2 separate regions of the Mus musculus genome follow, and region 1 is linked to region 2. The links are chromatin loops, found by intact Hi-C in ENCODE. Cell type or tissue: left cerebral cortex. All regions are shown on one strand. Links, peaks and the distances in the headings refer to the core of each region. The heading gives the core; the rest is flanking DNA. Region 1 has its middle 110 kb from the start of Gm23056. Region 2 has its middle 10 kb from the start of Gm23056.

Region 1 (5,382 bases), core at 91-5,090, 120 kb before region 2:
AGATTGGGGACCCATTGAGATGCTGAGCCTACTCTTCCCAGCCCCCCCCCTGCTCTCACACCAAGACAAGATCAATGGGTAAGACACCCACAGAGAGGCCCTCTGTCAACTTTGCACACACTGTTCTGCCAACTCAGCAAAGCCAAAAAGCAATGGTCTGCTAATTGTGCTGTGTGGTCACAGCCAGGAGCTCCAGGCGACTTCCAAATCATTGCCAGGAAGAAGAGGGGGCTTTGTTCATTGGAAATTTTCCAGTTTAAAAACAATATAGATCCATGGTTTTTGTCTTTTCCTGGGAAATGTTCATTCCATAGCTATCAACTAATTATGATTTTCTTTCTTTGCTAATTTTGGACTGATCGATACCTGTAAGATACAATGTAAAAACAATAAGATCAAGTGTCAAAATTATGCTGAGAAGCTAAGAATGTTCATCAGACCAAACACAGTAAACAGGATTTGTCTGACAGAAAATGACAAAACTATGCCATCAAGACTAATCAACTAAAGAATTTTAAAGCTGACCTTGCCCAGGCCCTTAAAGCTGACAGTAAAATTAGCATTATAGAGACTGGGGAGATGGCCTGGTAGGTAAGAGCATTCACTGCACAAGCATAAGAAACCTGCATTTGAATCTATAGCATTCACATAATAAGCTGGGTGTGGCCATACATGCACCTCTTATCCCAGCACTGTTGGGAGTAGAGACTGGAAACTCTGGGGCTTGCTAGATGTCAGTCTAGCTCCAGGTTCAGTGATGCTTGCTTCCTCTGGCCTCCAGGGCATGCATCTCTCTACTGCTCCCCCTCCCTCTTCCCCTCCCCCTTCCCCTCCCTCTCCCTCACTTCCTCTCCCCTTCCCCCTCCCCCTCTCCCTCTCCCTCTCTCTCTCTCTCTCCCTCTACCTCTCTCTCTCTCCCCTCCCCCTCCCCCCCTCTCTCTCACACACACACACACACACACACACACTTGGTCTCTAATATCTTCCCATGACCCATAACTTTCTTCTTAAGTCACGAATTCCAACTTAACCACAAAACAGAACAGAACCTAAGTGCCTCCTGGTCACAGGCTTCAAACAGGCATTTTCTCCCACCAGAGCATAAATGGTCTCCTGTGGGAGGTAGCTTGGGGTTCCCTCCATCTCTACATGTACTCTCACCAATTATACACACACACACACACACACACACACACACACACACACACACACACTCAATGCCAGATAGTCCCACTATGTTCATGTCAGTACTAGAGAAGAACTTAAACAGAAGAGGAATTACATATATACATGCTTCCATTCTAAAACATCTATTTAGAACTCCTTTACAAAGTCCTTAATGTAGCCCACGGTAACCATGATGTCAAGCTGCATTTCATGAAGTCTTCACTTGGGAGCCTGTAGCACAAGACTGAGATCTTTGTTTGGAGACTTTTAGTTTGCTAGGCTGACATAACAATATCCCCATAGAACATTATCTACCTATTCTGAAGGCTACAAGTCTAAGATTTAAGTATCCATGGAATTGGCTTCTTCAGAGGTCTTTTTCTTAAATCTAAATGGTTGCTTTCATGTAGTGTGTGTGTGTGTGTGTGTGTGTGTGTGTGTGTGTGTGTGTATGTATACAAGCCAGGGGTCAACTTCAGGTGAACCCATCCACCTTATGTTGAGACATAGCCTTTGTCTTTTTACTTGCATCTCACCAAACTGGGTACTGTTATTGACCAGGAAGCCTCAAGAAATCTTCAAGTCTCTACCTCCTCAGAGCTAAGATTTAAAACCCTGTTTTTTAAAAAAAAATCTGGGCTACAAGGGATCCAACTCTGATTCTCATGAAGGGGCAAACGAGAACACAGGCTGGGAGACAGACAAGACTGTATAAGCATGGGGAGAGAACAATCAAGAGCTGGGTTATGATCACTGGGTCATTTAGAAGTAGGACAGTGCCCAGTGTCCTAATCATAACCAACCCAATACACTAGAAAGATCCTGTGCCCAAATATAATTGCATCTTGAGGAAATGGTGCTCCAGTACGTAAACCAGGCAGAACTAATTGAGCTCCAGCCAGGTCCTGCAGTACAGTTTGACAGCTGAGTCTCACAAGGACATTCTACATGGTTAGAATCTATGTGCTCTTTTCTACCTTGGAGATGCACAGTGACAGGCATGGAGAGCTACCACCCAGGAGAAGAAGCACAGATATCTACAAAAGAAACACAGGGGCTTGATGGAGACACTGGGGAAAGTCTGGCCTCTGGCAGAGTATTTATGGAAGTTGGCAGCTCGGCTCCTTTTGAAGAAGCAGATGGAAGGTGCCAACGCCTGTAGAGGAAGCACTGAGAAGAACTGTAGAGTTCCTGTATGCCTTGGATGGGAAAGCCAGCCAGAAAAGCAAACAAGAAATGAAAGTAAATCTGAGGGTGATGATTAATATTGATTTGCCCCTTGACAGGATCTATAGGCACATAGGAGACAAACTTCTGGGCATATCTGTGAGGCAGTTTCTAGTCTGGGTTGACTGGATCAGGAAGATCTACAACATTGTGGGAAGCCCCACCCCATAGGAGTGGATCCTGACCAGAGGAAAACCTTGGAAGCTGAGCTGAGCACCGGCATCTCTCCACTTCCTGACTGTGAATGCAGTGTGACCAGCTGCCTCAAGCTAGTGACTTCCCCACAGGGAGGGCGTGGCCCCGTGAGGCTGTGAGGAGGATATGCCTTTCCTTCCTTAAGGTCATTTTCTCAGGAATTTTGACCCAGTGTGGGGAAAGTAATTGATTCAATGAAGATCCTGAATGGAAACCTGAAATTAGCATGAAAGCCATGGCAGTTAGGGTGGCCACATTGGTGAGGCCTGTGGCATCTTAGGCCATTGCTGGAGTGGTAGTGACATTGTAAATAGCTCTTTAGAGACTTCTGGAGTATAGGGCTTCTGACTATGTCCTCTGCCCCATGGTCAGGCTCTGTGTGGTTTGGATTACTGTATTGTATTCATTCAGGAGCTTGGAAAGACTGAAACAGCCCATTAAAACAAAATGACACGAATTCCACAAGTGAGAATCTGTTTTTAATGTGAACTGGTTGCTGATATTTTTACACAAGGAACTTGCATATAAAATCTACAGTTCCATTTCTCTAGAGAAATGTGAAGAACTTATAACGAAGCATGGCAGTGGTTGGCCAGAGCTAAGGCACCATCTCTTTGCGGGGAATCACATGTTCTCCATCCCACCATCCTCCTTCCTCATTTAAGTTCCTGCATGGGACAGCAGAAATTTTAGCCCTGGGTCCCTAAGCTCTGCACTTAATGCACCGAATTGTGGGAACCCTGTGGGGTGGTATCTGGTTTAACATTTATCACCATAGTGGCAGATGATACAATTGTCAACCCTGCCATTGTTGAGGATCTGTTGTCACTGAAGATTCCATGTGATATAATTCCCACTGTGGGAGACAAGATATGCACAGATCTTCATTGCAGAAGCCTAAAAGCAGTGGGAAGATTGGCATCCATTCATTTTGTAAGACACTGCAAAATTTTGAGATGACAGTGATTGATGGGATACGGGAGCAGAGGTTCCATAAAGAGGATAGGGGATCATAAACAGGAGTTTTATTGCTCATTGTCACACAGGGTATGAAAGTCTCAGCCTATAGCCACAGATATGAGACAGAGAGCTAGGTCACCTGAGCTTCAGTTACAAAGTGCTGAGATAATCCCATGTGTGGTGTGGGGTAGGGTATCCATTTATGTTTGCATGTGAGTATGTGAGTATTGGTGGCATATGCCTGTGCCACTAAACGCATGCAGAGGCTGAAGGACAAACTCATGTGTCAATCCTCTCCTTATACCTCATTTGAGACAGTCTCTTATTGTTCACTGCTGCATATCTCAAGGTAGATGACCCTTGAGCTTCCAGGAAGTCTCTGTCTCCAGTTCCCACCTTACCACACAAGCACTGGAATTACTGAAGTATACACTATGACAGCTTTACATCATTTCCAGGGATTCAAACTCAGCTCCTCCTGCTTGTTGGGCCAGCACTTCACCCATTGAATCTGCTTCCCAGGCTCAAGTCCTGAGATATTCCTGAAAAGGAGAGCTGGGAACCCAAAGTTTGATGCCCTAAGAGGAACCAGGTTTTAGATACTCGGTATGTCCTGGCACTGAAAAGAAGTGCTTTACTTTTTTGGAGTTGTTGGTCAGGATTGTCTAAGAGAGTCCCAAAATAGTACATAGTATTTCTATTGTCCTGAGTTGCCCAGCCTGCAGGGGAAGATGAGTTCCTATTGCTGATGACACTATGGACTTCAGAAACAGGGTCCAGAGACCCCTGAGCTAGAACTGAGATAATAGCTTCTTCCCCAGGACTAGCTTTCAGAATACCAGGAGTTATACATGCTTCCAACGGAGGGAAGCAATTAACAGTGCTACCCAGCTATGACCCATGAACCATGAACCATAACAATGGTTCATAACAATGTGTAGTAGTGTCATGCATACCTCGGTGGCAACCAACAGCTCTCCAATTGATCTTATAACCCATTCAACAGGAGGAAAATCATGCCTGGTTCTGGAAGCACAGCCAACTACCCAGGACTAGTGAAGCCTGGAATCTTAGAGGATATTCTGCAACCACTACCCTACTAAACCAGTATGTTCCATAACTACATGTTTGTCCTTATACCCACAGATTAGTGTAGTCCTCATCCATTGTAAGAAAAACTTCTTTTTGCAACAGAAAAATCACAACCAATCAAAATGCAGAGTTGTAAAGCCCAGCCCCAGCATATCCATAGGCAGGACAACCCCTACACCTAAGGCTCAGGAAACATTTCAGAAGAGGAGGAGGAAAGATTGTAAAAGACAGAAGAATGGGAAGTTCGTTATGAGATTGTATCTCCTAGAGGTGTCAGAAACTATGCCATAAAGTCTCACTTACAAAGCCATCTGAGCACTGCGATGAACAGAGACAATAACATACAGAAGATGGATAGAGAAAGCCCAAGAGGTCTCAACCCTACTTAAATAACTATAGGCAGCTAAGAAATGCTGAGAGCAGGGGAAATAGTCTCCCTTAGGAGAGAACACACTATTTGGCTATCCCATACCAAAGGCTCAACCCTAAAGACATAAATACAAGTAACATTATTGTGTTGGCTAATGTTATGTCAACTTGACACAGGTAAAGTCATCTGAGAGAAGAGAACCTCAATTAAGAAACTACCTCCATAAGACTGGGCTGTAGGCAGGCCTATAGGACATTTTCTTCATTAGTGATGTATTTGGGCTCAGTGCATTGTGGGTGGTACCATACTTAGGCTGGAGATCCTGGGACTGATAAGAAAGCAAGCTGGGTAAGTCATGAGGAGAAAACCAT
Region 2 (5,382 bases), core at 84-5,083:
GCCAGGCAGGTGGGTGGATGGAAGCAGACAGTGTGGGGAGGATATGAGCCACACCATCCCTAAAGAAAGTGTCTATTTTATAACTTCAGACCTGCATTTCACCCATGAACATCAACTCAGCTCAGCTCAGCACAGCCAAGCCTGTATTCCCCAAGAAGTACTGGGTCCATGGAATTCCAAAGGAAGGCCTTCTATAGCTTGTTGTGTTTTGTGTTGCTGGATACTTGTTTTAGTTTGTTTCGATTTCGTTTTAAGGCATAGCCTCTTATAGTCCAAGCTGGTCTCAATTCACTGTATAATCTATCGATGACCATGAACTTTTGATCCTCCATGTCTTGAATGCTGTGAATACAGATGTGTGTCATCATGCTGAGTTAACTCAGTGCTGGGTGGGTCAAATACAAGGCTCTGTGCATTCATGGCAAGCACCCTACCCACTGGGTCACAGAACCAGCAGATAGATGATTGTCTCTGATAGTAAACTCTGCTTACTGCAAACCACACCGCTAGACTGTCCAGACTCTCAAGTCCCTGCTGGGTATCAGTGTCCTCTAGCTCCCACTTTGGCCTTGTTTCCCAGCCTGCAGAGCACCACTTGCAAATGGTACCTTTCCTCTGGAACTAAGAACAGCCCCTCCCAACTCTTTCCCACCCTGCTGTGCAGAATGGTACCTAACTGTCTCTTTATCCTCACAATCCTGTTGGTGAGGAATGAGTGAGCGAGTGAATGACTGCTTCTGTTTTCCCATAAGGCTGGAATTCATATCCCCTTCCCACAGAAGAGGGACCAAGCTTCAGATGGCATGAGGGACTTGTGCCAAGAACTGCATCTCCTGAGAGACTGAGAGAGAATCTAGCCAGGTCTGCCTTGCCCCCAGCCTGAGCTGTTGGGAGCCTCCTGCTGTGCTGAATTTCTCCCCGTGCCCTCGGGAGCTCTAAATCATCAGAAAGCACCAGTGTGGTAGCCTGAATCACAAGCATACAGCACACTTAAATTATGGGTTTTTTTAAATCCACTTTAAAAATGTGGAACATGGACCAGCAAGGTGATTCAGGGTCTAGAAGCCCATGTAGTCAAGCCTGAAAGTCTGGATTCGAACCCTGGGACCCACATGATAGAAGGAGAGAAGAACCAAGGGCTATAACTTGCCCTCTGACCACCACACAACTACCAGGATACATGCGTTCACGTGTGTGTAGAATAAAATGAAATTTAAACTTCTTAGTATGACACAACAGGACTGCAGATTAGGACAGCGACTCTGAAAAGCAACATGGATAGTTCCCAGAAAACAATAACAATATGTCCTCAGTGTGACCCAGCTGTCCCACACTCCTGAGCATTTTTCCCCAAAGGACTCAAAGCCAACCCATCACAGGGATACTTGAACACCCATGTGTACTGCAGCAGTCTGCACACAAGCTAAGTTATGGGACCAAGCAACGTGGCAATGTGTGAGGAAACTATGGCTTTTCCACACAGTGGGATGCCTGCACCATAGAGAATGATGAAGTCACGTCCTCTGCAGTCAGCTAAGTGTGGTCAGAGATGTATATAGTAATGCAATTAAGTCAGCCTCAGAAAGACAAATACCTGTGTTTTCTCTCATTTATGGGTCTTAGATTTTTACAGAGATGCTTAAGATTATATATATATATACATGTTGATATATAGATATATATGACATGAAAGTAGAAATAAACTCTCTACGATGCTAAAGGGGACTAACAGACAGAGGAATGGAAGAGGGGTGGGAGATGCGAGCAGTATGCTCACCATATAACATATGCATGTATGAAAGCTTAAAAGTCCATCCATAAATGTGTGTGTGTGTGTGTGTGTGTGTGTGTGTGTGTGTGTGTGTGTGCACAATGCCTCTCTTTTTCATCCATGAAGAGAACAGAGTTACGTCATTATCAGGAAATGTGCTCACTTGGAGAGAAGCTTGCTCAGCAAATTAAGCCAGTCTCAGAAGAACAAAAACCGTAAGTTTTCATTTGTAGTTCCTAGATTTTATGTAGATATGTAAAATTGTGTCTGAGCCATAAAAGCAGGAGAGAATCCATCTAGGGCCTGAGATTAACTAGGAGAAAGGGGGACAGGGAAGAGGGCATAGGGGAATGTGCTCAATATACAATATGTATTTGTATAAAATTTTAAATAAATTATTCTGGGGCAGGTGAGAGAGTTAATGTACTTGCCACCAAGCCTGATGACCTAAGTGCAGAACCCAGGTGGACCCACACATGTCCCGTGACCTGCATACCTTCACATCCATACATTCACACACACACACACACACACACACACACACCAGGGCTTTGAACTGGTCCACCCTAACATCTACTCCATCTACAAACTGCTCTTAGAACACATGAAGGAGCCAGTCCTGTGAAACCAAAGCTGCAGGACCTCCATAATACAGGCAACAACAGGATATTCAAGAAAAGTCCTAGTGAGGCTCCTCTGCAGAAGCCAGAGGCCTCAAATCAGACCAGTGATTTATTAGCAAGAAAAGGTGTTTGGCAAAAGGGTATACTGACTGTGTGACACACACTGTTATCATGGCAAGAGGGTTGGGGGCTTGGGGTTTTTTTTCTTTGCTTTTTGGGTATTTGTTTTCTTTGTGCAAGGAGGTTGCCAGGGCAGAGGGCAGATATGGAGGGAGATGCGTAGGATTGGACTGCAGGATGTGAAACTCAAAAAGAATCAATAAGAAGTTTTTGTAAAAGTTGAAATTTTCAAATATTTTAAAACTCAGTCATTTTTAATAAACTGAGTTCCTTCTCTCAGGCAAAGCCTAAGTGGACAGACAAATCTAAACTTAAAACACCCATCAATTATCACCGGATATTGTATTGTCACACACTCCCTTCCAGTCATTCAAAGGGTTTTCAAGCACTAAATGTATCCAGTTCTACCTTGGACCATTTGACTATTCAAATGAGCTGAAACCCCACCCTCATCTACAGGCAAACCCGTAAAGCCCCGCAACAACTCTAGGTACCACGGTGGCTGGCAAAATCCAAGTGCCTGTCCTGCCACCTTGTGGTCAGTTAGAGTAATGCACCTACAGAGCAAGAAAAAAAATAAAAGCCAAGAGAAAACGAATACACACGTCTGAGAAGCATCAGCATTCGAGAGCATTAAAAACGCCCTAAGGAGAGGACCCTGGAGAGGGATACTTTTCTCCAAACAGTTAAAGCTTTACAAGAATGAGGCAAATTTCAAATGTCCCAAGTCTAAACCAAACACATTTTTGTTTATTTGTTTTTAATATGTTACTTTTTAAACAAGGTCTCATTTAGCCCAGACTGGCCTTGAATGTAACAGAACATCTGCCCTGAACTTATGATTCTCCTGCCTCCACCTCCTGAGTGCTGAGATTACAGGCAAGAGAGCGCTCCACCATGCCAGATTCATTTAGCGCTGGAGATGGAACAGACACTTAAACGTTATTCAGAAAAGGGCTCTTGAGCATCGGGGTCCTGTCAGTCTCTGGGGCTCAGGGTCAAATGTCAACATTCACTCACTCCCTTCAATCCAGGATCTCTGAAATCCATATCCCTTTTCTCTGTGTCATTAATGAATTTATCGTGGTTAAAATATTGGCATGAGAGCAGAGGAGATGGCTGAGGGGGCAAAGTCACGCAAACCCGAGGATCCCGGAGTTTGATCCCGGAGCCCATGTGGAGGTGGAAGGAGACAGCGTCCACAAAGCCATCCTCCAGACTCTACACACACCATGTCACACGTGCCCACACGCACATCAAACATACACAGACATACTAAATACTAGGACTAACACAGACCTGCCACTGCAGGGGGCCCTGTTTAATACTGTCCAGTGTCTTCACACTGGGAAACATCTCCCAGGACTGATTCTCTCTGGAAAACTGAACTTTTTCTTTTAAAGAGCTCTCCATCGCCCTCCCCTCAGCTCTGACAAGCTCTCTTCTCTCTGTCTCTGAGTTCTGCTCTTCCAGGGCCCTCGTACAGTAACATGAAGTCCACGTGACTTAGCGGGTTCCAGCGTGTGGTGGGATTTCCTTCCTTTGACGGTGTGTGTAGCCATTTCTATGCAGCCCTTCTGGAAGCAGCTGCAGCACCTGATCTGATCTCTGGCTCCTGTAACCCTGCTGCTGCGGCACAGTGTGATCCATTCTTAACGGTATAACCGGAAGCAGGCCTGCGGGGTCACACTGGAACTCTTTCTGATATCTTCCGTTCTAACAGCCCTAAGTGATTTTGAAAACAGAACCTCTAATGGCCTCAACCTTCACCACACAGGTGGGAAACCAGGCAGGACCTGGGAAGGAAAGGAAGCCATGGCTGAGGTCCGGGTCAGTCAGTTCTCACCTTCTAAGGAATACACATGAGATCACATGCACTTCCAATTACTCAGACCGCTAACAGCCTTGAGGAGATAGAGAATAAATACAAAACAAATAAATCACTCTGTGAGTCTCTCGCTGACTCTGTCTATGTCTTTGTCTCTGTCTCTCTCTCTCTGTCTCTGTCTCTCTCTGTCCCTGCCCCTCCTCTCTCTCTCTCTCTCTCTCTCTCTCTCTCTCTCTCTCTCTCTGTGTGTGTGTGTGTGTGTGTGTGTGTGTGTGTGTGTGTGTAAATCAGGGTCTCAGGGACCCAAGGCTAACCTCAAGTTCTATATGTAGCCAAAGATGAAAATAATTTCTTATTTTTTCATTTTTTTAATGTGTGGTGTGCACATGTGTATGCATGTTTGCATATGTGTAGGTGCACAAGGCTGTGGGTGTGCATGTATGAATGTGCATGTTCACGTGCACAAGGAGGCCCAAGGTCAGTGCTGAGAATAATTCAATGGCCCTTTCACCTTATTCACTGAGGCAGAGCCTCCAGCAAACTGAGTTTATCAACCTGGCTCTTCTCACCAGACAGCCTATTCTGGGCATCCACTGTCTCCGCCTGCCAGGGCTAGGATTACAGATGGGCCGCACCTCTCACCCAGCATTTAGGTGGGTTCTACAGTCTGAATTCTTGTCCTCACGCTTGTGGGACAATCACCTTAACTCTGAGCCAAGTCCCCAGAACATCCCTGATCCCTCCCGATCCTCCCACCTCCCTGGAATTACAGAGAAAGTACCGCTGACTGGGGCCTTGGAGTAGGCACGGAACACACCCAGACACAAAGTTCTCAGCACAAAGGAGAAGATTACCCTGGAGGGACACTGGGTGGGTGTGAGGGTCTACCTCTTAGCGGACAAAGGCAGCATCAGGTGTCTCTAGTTTTTAAGGGGGAAGTCTGTGTTAGGGTGAGTTGGTTAAAAACTGGATTGGACAAGTTGAGCTGATCTAGCCAGATAATGAATTTTGATTGCTGGGCCTTGGTATTTTGATAGTTA

Evidence for each region. Peaks named below come from ENCODE experiments on the same cell type or tissue, not always from the same donor. Only the 100,000 strongest peaks of a DNase experiment are listed, where the experiment ranks them.
Region 1: a loop joins it to region 2, with 2.7 times the contacts of the local background. A loop is called at or near these places in 6 of 42 quality-filtered maps.

The regions. Positions count from the first base shown.
Region 1 is chr1:128,997,236-129,002,617 of GRCm38, reverse strand. No RefSeq gene overlaps it. Among named protein-coding and RNA genes, the nearest start is that of Gm23056, 110 kb to the right of the region's middle. In left cerebral cortex, for the core only: no CTCF peak of the experiment used is centred there; DNase peaks (open chromatin) are centred at 2,312 and 2,562; H3K27ac peaks cover 248 bases.
Region 2 is chr1:128,873,117-128,878,498 of GRCm38, reverse strand. No RefSeq gene overlaps it. Among named protein-coding and RNA genes, the nearest start is that of Gm23056, 10 kb to the left of the region's middle. In left cerebral cortex, for the core only: a CTCF peak has its summit at 3,054 (motif pointing left); a DNase peak (open chromatin) is centred at 3,039.